Linked DNA regions of Homo sapiens: region 2 is linked to region 1. Evidence: chromatin contacts called from ENCODE Hi-C data. All regions are on one chromosome and are shown on one strand. The core of a region is the stretch at or near the end of the contact, and the rest is flanking DNA. Distances in the headings are between cores, read along the strand shown.

What was found. Hi-C counts contacts between places; a loop is a spot of excess contacts on that map. Pooled maps may share reads with other maps.
Region 2: a loop to region 1 is called in a map of MCF 10A, with 5 times the contacts of the local background. The contact joins two enhancer-like sites. A Hi-C loop is called at or near these places in 4 of 168 maps with a recorded cell type or tissue (MCF 10A, PC-3, PC-9 and 1 more) and 4 of 50 pooled maps.

Annotation. Positions count from the first base shown.
Region 1 is chr13:79,634,557-79,639,783 of GRCh38, forward strand. No RefSeq gene overlaps it. Among named protein-coding and RNA genes, the nearest start is that of LINC01068, 70 kb to the left of the region's middle. Within about 2 kb of position 2,660, at least 5 of the 41 ENCODE cell types and tissues checked have a DNase peak (open chromatin) inside an H3K27ac peak, as active enhancers do.
Region 2 is chr13:80,038,674-80,043,900 of GRCh38, forward strand. No RefSeq gene overlaps it. Among named protein-coding and RNA genes, the nearest start is that of LINC01080, 30 kb to the left of the region's middle. Within about 2 kb of position 2,023, at least 5 of the 41 ENCODE cell types and tissues checked have a DNase peak (open chromatin) inside an H3K27ac peak, as active enhancers do.

The DNA.
Region 1 (5,227 bases), core at 1,410-3,909:
AAAGGTAAAAAAGGATGGGCCATGCCAAAAGGACACAGAATCAAACTGAAGTTCCCTATGGCCCAAACTAGACAAATCTGAAGAACAGAATACTCATAATAGTATTGGATTTTAGTCCATAGATTAAAATAGATATTCATAAGTCTATATTGACATAAATAAATGGGAATAAGGGATGGTCTTGGCTTATGGAAGAATTGAAACTGATAAATTAGAAAAATGATAGTGATAAAGACCCATTAGACAAAGAGTTCAGTAATTGTAGCAAGCAAGATCTACCAGTAGATGCTAACATCCGTGGGTAAAAGTTTGAAGAGGAGTAGGACATTAGCATAGTCTCAAAGTATCTCTGCCAAGATATTTATCAATTACAAAGGGGAAAATAGTAACATTACAGTGGAGATACTTGGAAGGTACCACCTTAAGGAAGTAATCATGGTTAAGATGTTGAGATTATGAACCCCTTGAGATGAAGAAGTGAGAAATACCATCACATCTCATTTTTGACAAAAATGCATAATCTTATTTTAATCACCAGAAACATGAGAAAGTTCAAAACTGAGATACACTCTACAAAATAACTGACCAGTACTCATCAAAAGTATTAAGGCCAGAGAAGACTGAGGAACCCTCACAGAATAGAAGCAATGAGGAACCCTCAACAGTTAAATGAAATGTAGGATTTTGGATTGGATCCTCAAACATAAAATGGACCTGAGTGGGAAAACTAGTGAAATGTTAATTTTTTTCAGTTAATAGTATTGTATCAATATTAATTCCTTGGTTTCGATAACTGTACTCTGATAATGTAAATTGTTGACATTTAAGGGAATCAGGGTGAATTAATTCCAGTGGATTAAACCTTTAATGTGAAAGGCAAAACTGTAAAAATTTTAGAAGACAGTACAGAAGCATAACTTTATAGCCTTTGGTCAAGAAAGACTTTATTAAAGAAGAAGCCAAAAAATAAAAAATTCAAACTATAAGTGCAATAGTTGATGAATTAACAATTAAAATTAACAGCTTTTGAACCTACAAGCAGAATAAAAAGATGATCCAAACCCAGGAGAAAATATTACAAGCATATGTAACTAATAAATAATTGTGACTATAAATATATAAATAGTTCCTACTAATCAAGAATTGAAACATAAATTTACTCGGTAGTAAAATAGGTAAAAGACATAAATGGATTTTCATAGAAAACAATATATGACTGGCTTAAGCATATTAAAAATGTTTAATTTCATTAGTAATTCCTAAAATGAAATATACAACTCTAATGAAATGCCATTTAACTCTCATCAGATTGGCAAATATGAAAAGTTAGATACTGTTAGGCCTGGCGCAGTGGCTCACGCCTGTAATCCCAGCACTTTGGGAGGCTGAGGCGGGAGGATCACAAGGTCAGGAGTTCAAGACCAGCCTGGCTAACATGGTGAAACCCCATCTCTACTGAAAATACAAACACTAGCTGGTCATGGTGGCACATGCCTGTAATCCCAGCTACTCGGGAGGCTGAGGCAGGAGAATGTCTTGAACCCGGATCCAGGAGGCAGAGGGGTTGCAGTGAGCCAAGATCACACCACTGCACTCTAGCTTGGCCAACAGAGCGAGACTGTCTCAAAAAAAAAAAAAAGTTACTGCTAAATGTTGGAAAGAATATAGATGAATGAGAATCTCATCCACTGCTGGTAGGAGTGTTACCTGGTAGAGTCTCTTTGCAAAACAGTTTAGTCTTACCAGTAAGGGTAGAATTTGTGCATAGGATATGACCAGCTCTTCCCCTCCTTGATACAACTCCTGGAAAATTTCCTGCACAAGCGCATTTAAGACATGTACAAAAATGTTCACAGCAGCATGATTCTGAGTAGTCAAGAACCAGGAAAATTCAAGTGTTCACCAACTATAAAATGTACAAATAAATATTGATGTATTTATACTATATGTTCATAGCATGGTATGTAGTATAGCATAGAGTATATGTTATGTATATAGTATACATAAATAAATGAAAGCTGCAAGTGTCAACATGGATGAATCTTAAAATCTGTTGAGTGAAAGAAGCAAGCCATGTAAACACACATTCTATGATTTTATTTATGTAGGGCTCAACAAAAACAGTAATTGTTCAATGATACACATACATTAAAGATATACATATAAAGCAAAATTATGAAAAGAAGTAATTAATGAATTTATCACAGTGATCATCCCTAGTGGGAAATAAGTGGTTATCAGGGAGAGGTACTCATGGGTTCTTTAATCTACTGATAACACTTCTTTCTCTCTATATATTCTATATAAAAAGTAAATAAAATAATATGTTTTATATACTATTTGGCATGTATTATATAGCATATAATTAAAAATAAACAGTTTTAGACGAAACAAAAATATTGCCTGAAACGTAACCACTAATTTATCAAAAGCCTTTGCTCTTAGGATTTTCTTTGTAGCTTAGAGATAAATCCATAGAATATAGTGTCTTGCTGGTTTGTTACTTAAAATGAACCAGTATTTTAAAAGACATTTCACTGTTTAAGAATGGGGTCATGAGTTTCAAGGCTGCTTCTCTGATCAAGAAAAAAAAGTGAAGATAATAATTTGGCTTTGGTTCCATCCCACACTTAAGTTACTAAAGAACATTAGTCCGCACTCGGCCATCTGCCATGCAATGTGCAGCCAGGGCAGGGAAAGTAACTCGTGTGAATTCAGAAACTTATCTCTCTGACATTCTGGCCCAGAAAAGAGAACCAGAAATAGAGTACTACCCGTTGAGCCAACATTTTCCCACAGTCTGTCTCAAATTTCATAGCCCTTGTTAAGTAAGTTGATAATATCAGTCCTATTCCCAGTGAGCAAATGTTAATGTCATTTAAATAGAATCTGAGGAAAGGATTTGATGAACCAAAAAGCTAACTGAAAGTATTGAGAGATCAAGAGTGGAGAATATATGAAGAAACACAAATTATTTGCTCTACCATTTTGCAAATTGTCTAACCCTGTACTTAAGGGAGAGAAGGCAAAGAGGGTCTGACATCATTTTTTTTCCATTAAGCAGGTGCAAATCTCTCTGGTATGTCCATTTTATTTTCTTATTTCTCTGTTCTCTTTCCGGTTTTTTTGTTTTATTCTTCCCAGTTTTTTAAAAAACTCTTAATATTGTTAGCTCCAGATCCATTCAGTAGGGACAAGTTAAGGTTAAAGATTAAGTAGGGTATTTGTTTTTTTCCTTTTGCTTCAAATACTGATTACTACAGGCTGGGTGTGAGAACAGATAGCTCAATTTTCATTGCTGCTTGCATCAGGACCTAGAAACAGAGTAAGCAAATACATGGTCTAAATTGTGCCTCTTTGGTGGAAAGCCTTTATGTTAAATATGTCTTGTTAAGTCTTAAGTAAATGTTAAGTAAATAAATCGCAGAACTTGAGGAAACAACAAAATGGGAAGTTAGTATGGTCCATTTTCACATCTTAAGTCCAGTCCCATGAACACAGCTTACAACTTTCTGTTTGGTCATGTAAGGGGATAAAAACATCCACATTGTAAATTCTAAAATATCATATTCTGTGACTTGGAGATAAGATTTTTTGATATTCCAGTTCTAGGAGCAAAATGAATAATTCTGCATGATTGCTAAAAGGAATAGCAGATAAATTGTATAAATCATTATTTCTTTGAATGAGCTCTACTCACATTAAATAAAAAGTCACAGTAATTTCCTAGAGAAAAAAATTGGTATATATTGAAGTTTCCTGTAGTTGGAATTTTTGACCAACTTCCATGTGCATCTCCAAAACCGTATGCTAACCCAAAGAAGTGAAATTCAAGACATTGAGAAAGAGTGATGATCAGGGCGGGAAGATACATCTGCAAAAATATTTTCTACCATTGGCTTGAATATTTTACCAATAAAATATACTTACAGAGGACTACTGTTAAAATACAAATTACCTTGAACAAGTAAGACATTAGGTACCAAGACATATATAATAACAGTCCAGTGTGGCTATGGTTTTCAAAGTAAGGAGCCAAAGTGAGAAAAATGTGAATATGTCAGCATTCTACAAATATGGTAAGAGAGGAAATTAGTATAAATTACACCGAGAGCAATCCAGCTTGATATTTTGCTTTTAGATCCTTTGTTAGTCTTCTTGTAGGGTTTTCCATTTTAATAAAGGATCAAATTTTAAAGGGATTAAGTTCTTATGGGGAGGGGTCAGAATTTCAGGCTTCACCCAGTGGGTGAATGAGTTATCTGGAGGAACACTGAAGCATTTTTCATCCCTTTCAAAGTCACCCTAAGGAGACAGCTGCTTACCCCTGTTCTAGGGGATGATTATATTTTAGTGAAAGGGTGATTATAAGCTTGAGGCTCACTATCTTTTGAAGCATGTAAACAAGTTCTAAGGCAGTTTCCAAAAGCGGAGTTCAAAGTTCAAATAGGTAGTTAGCTCCCTGATGTAAATATTAGGCTGGTGCAAAAGCAACTGCAGTTTTGCCATTACTTTTAATGGCAAAAACTGCAGTTGCTTTTGCCCCAGCCTAATACTTTGAAGCACAGCACACATTTTTATGTTTGCTCTGGTGTATCTGATAATAGTCTCATTTAAATATTTCTTCCACTTAGGAAGCTTGCCTCATGGAAACAAGGAGTAGGAAGAGCACTGAGTATGTGTTGTTTTTTTTTTAATACTTTAAGTTCTGGGGTACATGTGCAGAATGTGCAGGTTTGTTATATAGGTATACACGCACCCATCAACCCATGGTATACATTAGGTATTTCTCCTAATGCTATCCCTTCTCTAGCCCCCCATCCGCCGATAGGCCCCGGTGTGTGATGTTCGCCTCCCTGTGTCCATGTGTTCTCATTGTTCAACTCCCAGTTAGGAGTGAGAACATGTGGTGTTTGGTTTTCTGTTTTTGTGTTAGTTTGCTGAGAATGACAGTTTCCAGCTTCATCCGCGTTCCTGCAAAGGACATGAAGTCATTCTTTTTTTATGGCTGCATATTATTCCATGGTGTATATGTGCCACATTTTCTTTATCCAGTCTATCATTGATGTGGATTTAAGTTGGTTCCAAGTCTTTGCTATTGTGAACTGTGCTGCAGTAAACAGGTGTGCATGTGTCTTTACAGTGTAATGATATATAATCCTTTGGATATATACCCAGTAATGGGATTGCTGGAATGAAATTGTGGTTCTAGATCCTTGAGGAATCG
Region 2 (5,227 bases), core at 773-3,272, 400 kb after region 1:
CAAGGCTGTTGTCAGAACTGGGGAAGAAAAGTATATCAAAACAAACCCCCCACCACCAAAACTCATTTAGCATTTTGCTAGCTCTTTCAACAAATATTTTTGAAGGCCTATACTAGACTTAAAAAAACTTACCAGACAAAATCCAAATGCTCATGATAGACTCCTGTTTATTCTTCAAGGTTCAAATCAACTACAGCCTCTTCTGTTATGTCATTCCCTAAAATAAATCCCTTCCTTAATTAATCTTGAATGTCCTTACTTCATTGTGTTACTTTATATATTTGGTTAAATGTCCACGTTCAACCCTAAACTATGAGTTCCTCAAAGACAGAGACTGTGCCTTATTCACCTTTGTGCTGACATGATGCCCAGAGTAGCACCTGGTCCAGAAAGTATGCTTTCTTTGGAATCTTAGACTGGATGTATGAAAAGATGAATGGGTATGGGACAGCCTGGGCTCTGAGAGGGAAATCAGCATGAATGCAGGAAGAAGACCTTGACTGAAACAGAGGGTGGGTTTTGATTTGCAAGAGGAAGTGAAAGGAAGACAGTAAGTCCCATGACGAGAACCTGGTGAACTATGTTGAGGAATTTGGACTTAAATTTATAAGGTGTCAGAGTCTGTTAGGAATCCTTTAGCAAAAATATGATATGATCAAACTACTATCCAGACAAAAAAGAAAAGCTCTTATAATTGGAGAATTCTGCCCATAATCAATGTCTTGCTACACACTGAATAGAAAAATTTCCTGGAGCCAAAGATGGTCTTGCAATCCCGGGAAGTGCCCTTCTGCTCATGTCCAACAGGAAGTCATCAGGATAGATACACAACAGTGTATCTATCAGACACAAGGTGGTTAATGAAAATCTATTATAAACACAAAGTGTTGTTGAACAATGCTTGTATTAGAAGGGTTCAAAATGGGCTTATTTAAAAATGTAAAGCTGAATTTTTTCAATAACTTTTTTTGTGTGTTTTTACTTGCAGCAAGAAAATTCTCTTGGGCAAAAAACAATACATGCAATTTTAGTATGATTCACCTTTAATGTCATTTATTCTTCACAGATAAATATACAGAGAAGAAAAACATGACCTAAAAATGTTAATCCAAATGATAAAGGGTATTTTTTGTTACCAAAATTCTATTTAGTATTTACTATTGCAATACTAAAACACTCTCCGAAACTCAAAGATCAATGAAATCTGAAATTAACCAGCATTTCAAGGAGTAATTTAAATAACAAAATAATCTAACCTATCAAATATTTTGTCATAGACCCAACCTTTACAAAGTTGAGTAGAAATTTTCACTTTCCTTGCTTTGAAGAATCTGAGTCCTTCAAAATTGTATCAGATGTTTTTAGTTTTACTGTGTAAGCTTTCCTGGAAAGCTTCAAGTCAAGCATTTTTAAGGGAGTCTTTTAAAATGTAAGAGGGATACTAGAAATAAAATCACCAATAAATTCTTTATGGTATGAGCAAGTCTCTATGTTACGTGTGTTATGGGATCAACATTTCTTGTGTCAGATTTTCATAAAGTAGGATGTCAATGTTCACCTGACTGGGCTTTTTTCCTTAATATTATAAATAAGGTTGCAAGATGCTGTTCTCAAGTACCATATGTCTTCATTTCTATTGTTAAGAACCATTTCTAAAGATCTAACACAAGAGCAGATGAGCCACACTGGCTAGATTTGGGGGTAATTGGATTTTCTTTTCTCTTCACAAAAATTATGCATGCCTGGAAAGAACAGCAAGAATAAACTGCAACCGATGCCTACTAATTACCATCAGCTAGTGCCTGGCTTTTGAAATCTGATTTAAGAAAAAAAAATGAAAAAAAAAAAAACACAGGCTTGGCTGATAGAAAACTGTATAATGTTTAAGCAGTGATGAGGGAAGCCCAATCTTAAGCAGGCTAGACTTTGGACCGAACCCAACTGATGTTTCTCATCCTTGTTTATTTTGTTACTTGACATGATTCAACTCATTAAGGATTTCAAAGGTCCAAGGGAAAGTACTTCTACTTTGCCAAGGCATCCTTCGTTGGAATTCCATTATCTCCCATGATCCGAGACAAGGATTTCCTCCTACTCAGTTCTGAGTAATTATGTGTAAGCAAACCCTTGGTGTTCTTGCAGATGACTGTACTGAGTTGATGGTTCAACATGAATCATTCATGTGGCAGGCATCTTCAATGGAGAGGGTAAGGAGGGCTAACATTGATTTGCAGTGTTTATATGAAGTATGACTTTCTCATTCATTTCATTTGATTCATCAGAGTTGATGTTTGTCCCTATAAACCATTCCCTCTCCTAAAACGATTACAGGGAAAGAAGAGAGAACAAGCACATTCGATCAGTCCCTCCTCCTCTACCAAGTTTAATTTAGACTATGTCTTAAGAAATATTGTTTCCTCCTTGCAGAAATTGAGAATGAGTCGCTCCATCACCACCCTGGCCTGCCCCCCTTAACCCAGCATTTTTCCTCTCTTCACTTCTTTCCCAATCAGTGAAACAAAGTAAATATAAATTAGGCAACGATTTTTTTTTATATGCTGCATTTTATACTTCATATTTTTAAAGCTTCCCTCTTTTGGGGGTGGGGGTGGGAGAGGCAATAAATTCCTCTGAGACTATGATAAAGATGCATCCTCCCAGAATAATTCAACTAAGCACATATTTACAACTGGCATACACCTTTAGGGAGGTTAAAGTCTAAGGTGGATCTCCCCTCACACCTCCTCCCTCCCTCCCATGCCCAAGGACATTAGGTTAAACTTCTGATCTGAAAGTCTCAGATTTGAGGGCAATAGGAACTGAAGCTATTCTTTTCCTTACTTTTTTGATAACATACGTGACAAGGCATGCTACAAGTTTTAAGAGACAACAGCTCAAAAGAGAGCCTGGTACTCCCATCAGGACTCTGAGCCATAATGATTCTTGCATGTCTTTAAAAGTTTTGTTAAGAGCTTCAAAGAAAAAACAACAACACATTTGAGAGACTACCTTGGCAAGTCACTCGGTCTTTCTCATTCTTTTTTAACAGCTTTATTGGGGATATAACTCATATACCATACCATTTACCTAAAGTGTACAATAGCACAATTCATTGCTATTCACAGAGTTAGGCAACCATCACCACAATCAATTTTAGAAAATTTTCATCACCCCAAAAAGAAACCCAGTCCCAGTAGTAATCCATTCCTTATCCCTACCCTCCTCCAGCTCTAGGCAACCACTAATCTACTTCTTGTCTGTATGGATTTGCCTCCTCCAAATGACAGCACACCTGGAATCTGCCCATTGTGTTAACTCTTCTGTAAGACTGTTACCCCAAATGCAGTTACCATAAAACTACTCGCTTGAGTAAAACAACTGGGTGTGAGTGAAGCATTTTATTAGGCATGCAGAAGTTTCAAAGGTGAGCTTTCTACCTAGTTATGAGAATTATTCTAAAAAGAAGCAGTAACTACCACAAAAGCCATACACAATGATATGACATTTCAAAGTACCCCACCCAGTCTTGCTCTTTATAGCTGGTTGACTTCAATCCCAACTCTAAAAGCCAATGCTCGCTAGGAATTATCCCAAGCATCATTTCTCATTTATGGTCAACATTCCATTCACTGGAATCCCAAATAATTTCTGACTTCCCCCTGATCTCTGGAGCTTTTTTCTATGTTTATAGTCTCACAATAATTGTTTCAGATCTTGTGGCAGAGATGGATAGTTGCCTCTCCAAATATATGTTCTCCTTATGTACCTTAGTAAGAGAATCCCAATGTTTAACTAAGCACATTAGTGCATATAGCTTCCCTTGCAACTACATGTAGCTCTATGACTAAGTTCTGCCCAATTATATGAGAGCAGAAATGTTGTATACAGCTTCAGAGACGTGGTCCTAAGGGGTAGAGGCATGCCTTTTCTTCATCTTCTTCCTCCTTCCTTCTGGCTTAATTCAGACACAGTGCCAAACAGCCATCTTCGATCATCTATTGAAAGTCACACATTGATGCAGCGAAACAGCCATCTTCAGCCATCTAATGGAAGTCACACGTTGAGTTTGGCTGAGCAAAAACATAGATCAAGTGTAGGTTTCTAGAATTACCTTAGGTGTCTAGACTATCTGCCACTAGACTTTTTACAAGAAAGAGAAGTCAACTTTTGAGGTACTGTTATTTGGTGGCTGTTAGTCACAGAGGAACCTAATTCTAGCTGGGACTCCTTTACCATTTCTCAGACCCTGACCCTTTTGTGCCTTCCACTACTGGCACATTCTCCACCTCCCTTGTAGAATTTTCTCTATAGAGTAACTTCGTACTATCCAGCTACCGGCATGCTAAAACCCTGGAAAGGCCTCTGAGGCATGTATCCTCAACATTTTTATCTCATATTCTTAAAAAAAGAAATCCTTGGACACTAAGAAAGGAAAATTAGATTCACTAATGAGAGCCAATAATGTCTTCAGGGAAAAAAAAAAATACTTTCAAGATAGTGGATGAAAACTAAATAATAAAGCTGGAGGCAGAGATCTTTCCAAACATAGGGAGCAAAGTGCTTGGAGACTACAAGCCCTCAAATGTGTTTGGGAAAAAACAGTCATCTAATTTCTCTATGTAATTTCCCTATTCGGTAAATAGAAATTTGGCTGGAAACATTGATTGAGCCCCTATTCTTGAGAGCCTTTATGGGGCTTGTACCTCTCTGCCTGGGTTATTATCAAACTACCTGAAGACTTTCCAGTCATCTCAATCTTCTCCTCCAAATAGCAACTGTGACCTTCCTAAAATGCCAATCTGACCATGTCTCCCCCTACTGAACTTCCCTCAGTGACTTCCCCTTGTTCTTCAGGTAAAGTCACAATTATCAAATGGCCTCCAAGGTCTGTAGCACCTGGCCTCTGCCCACGTTTCAGCTGAGCTCCCCCTCACCACCTCTTGGCCATGTCATTTTCTTTTTGTTCCTTCATTGTGTCAAATTTCTTCTCACCTGGGTGTCTTTCCTTATGCCGCTCCTCTTACTTACTCTTCTCTCACTGTTATAATTTCCTGAGTTTCAATCAACCATCATTCAAGTCTAGGCTTAAAACATGACTTCCTAGTCCTACTAGACCAGATGGGGCCAGGTTCAGCCCGGTATATGCTCTCAGAAAAACCTTATACTTATCCGTTATCTCTTGTATCACAATCGTAAGTTATTTTTGTAATTATTTCTTAAATGTCTA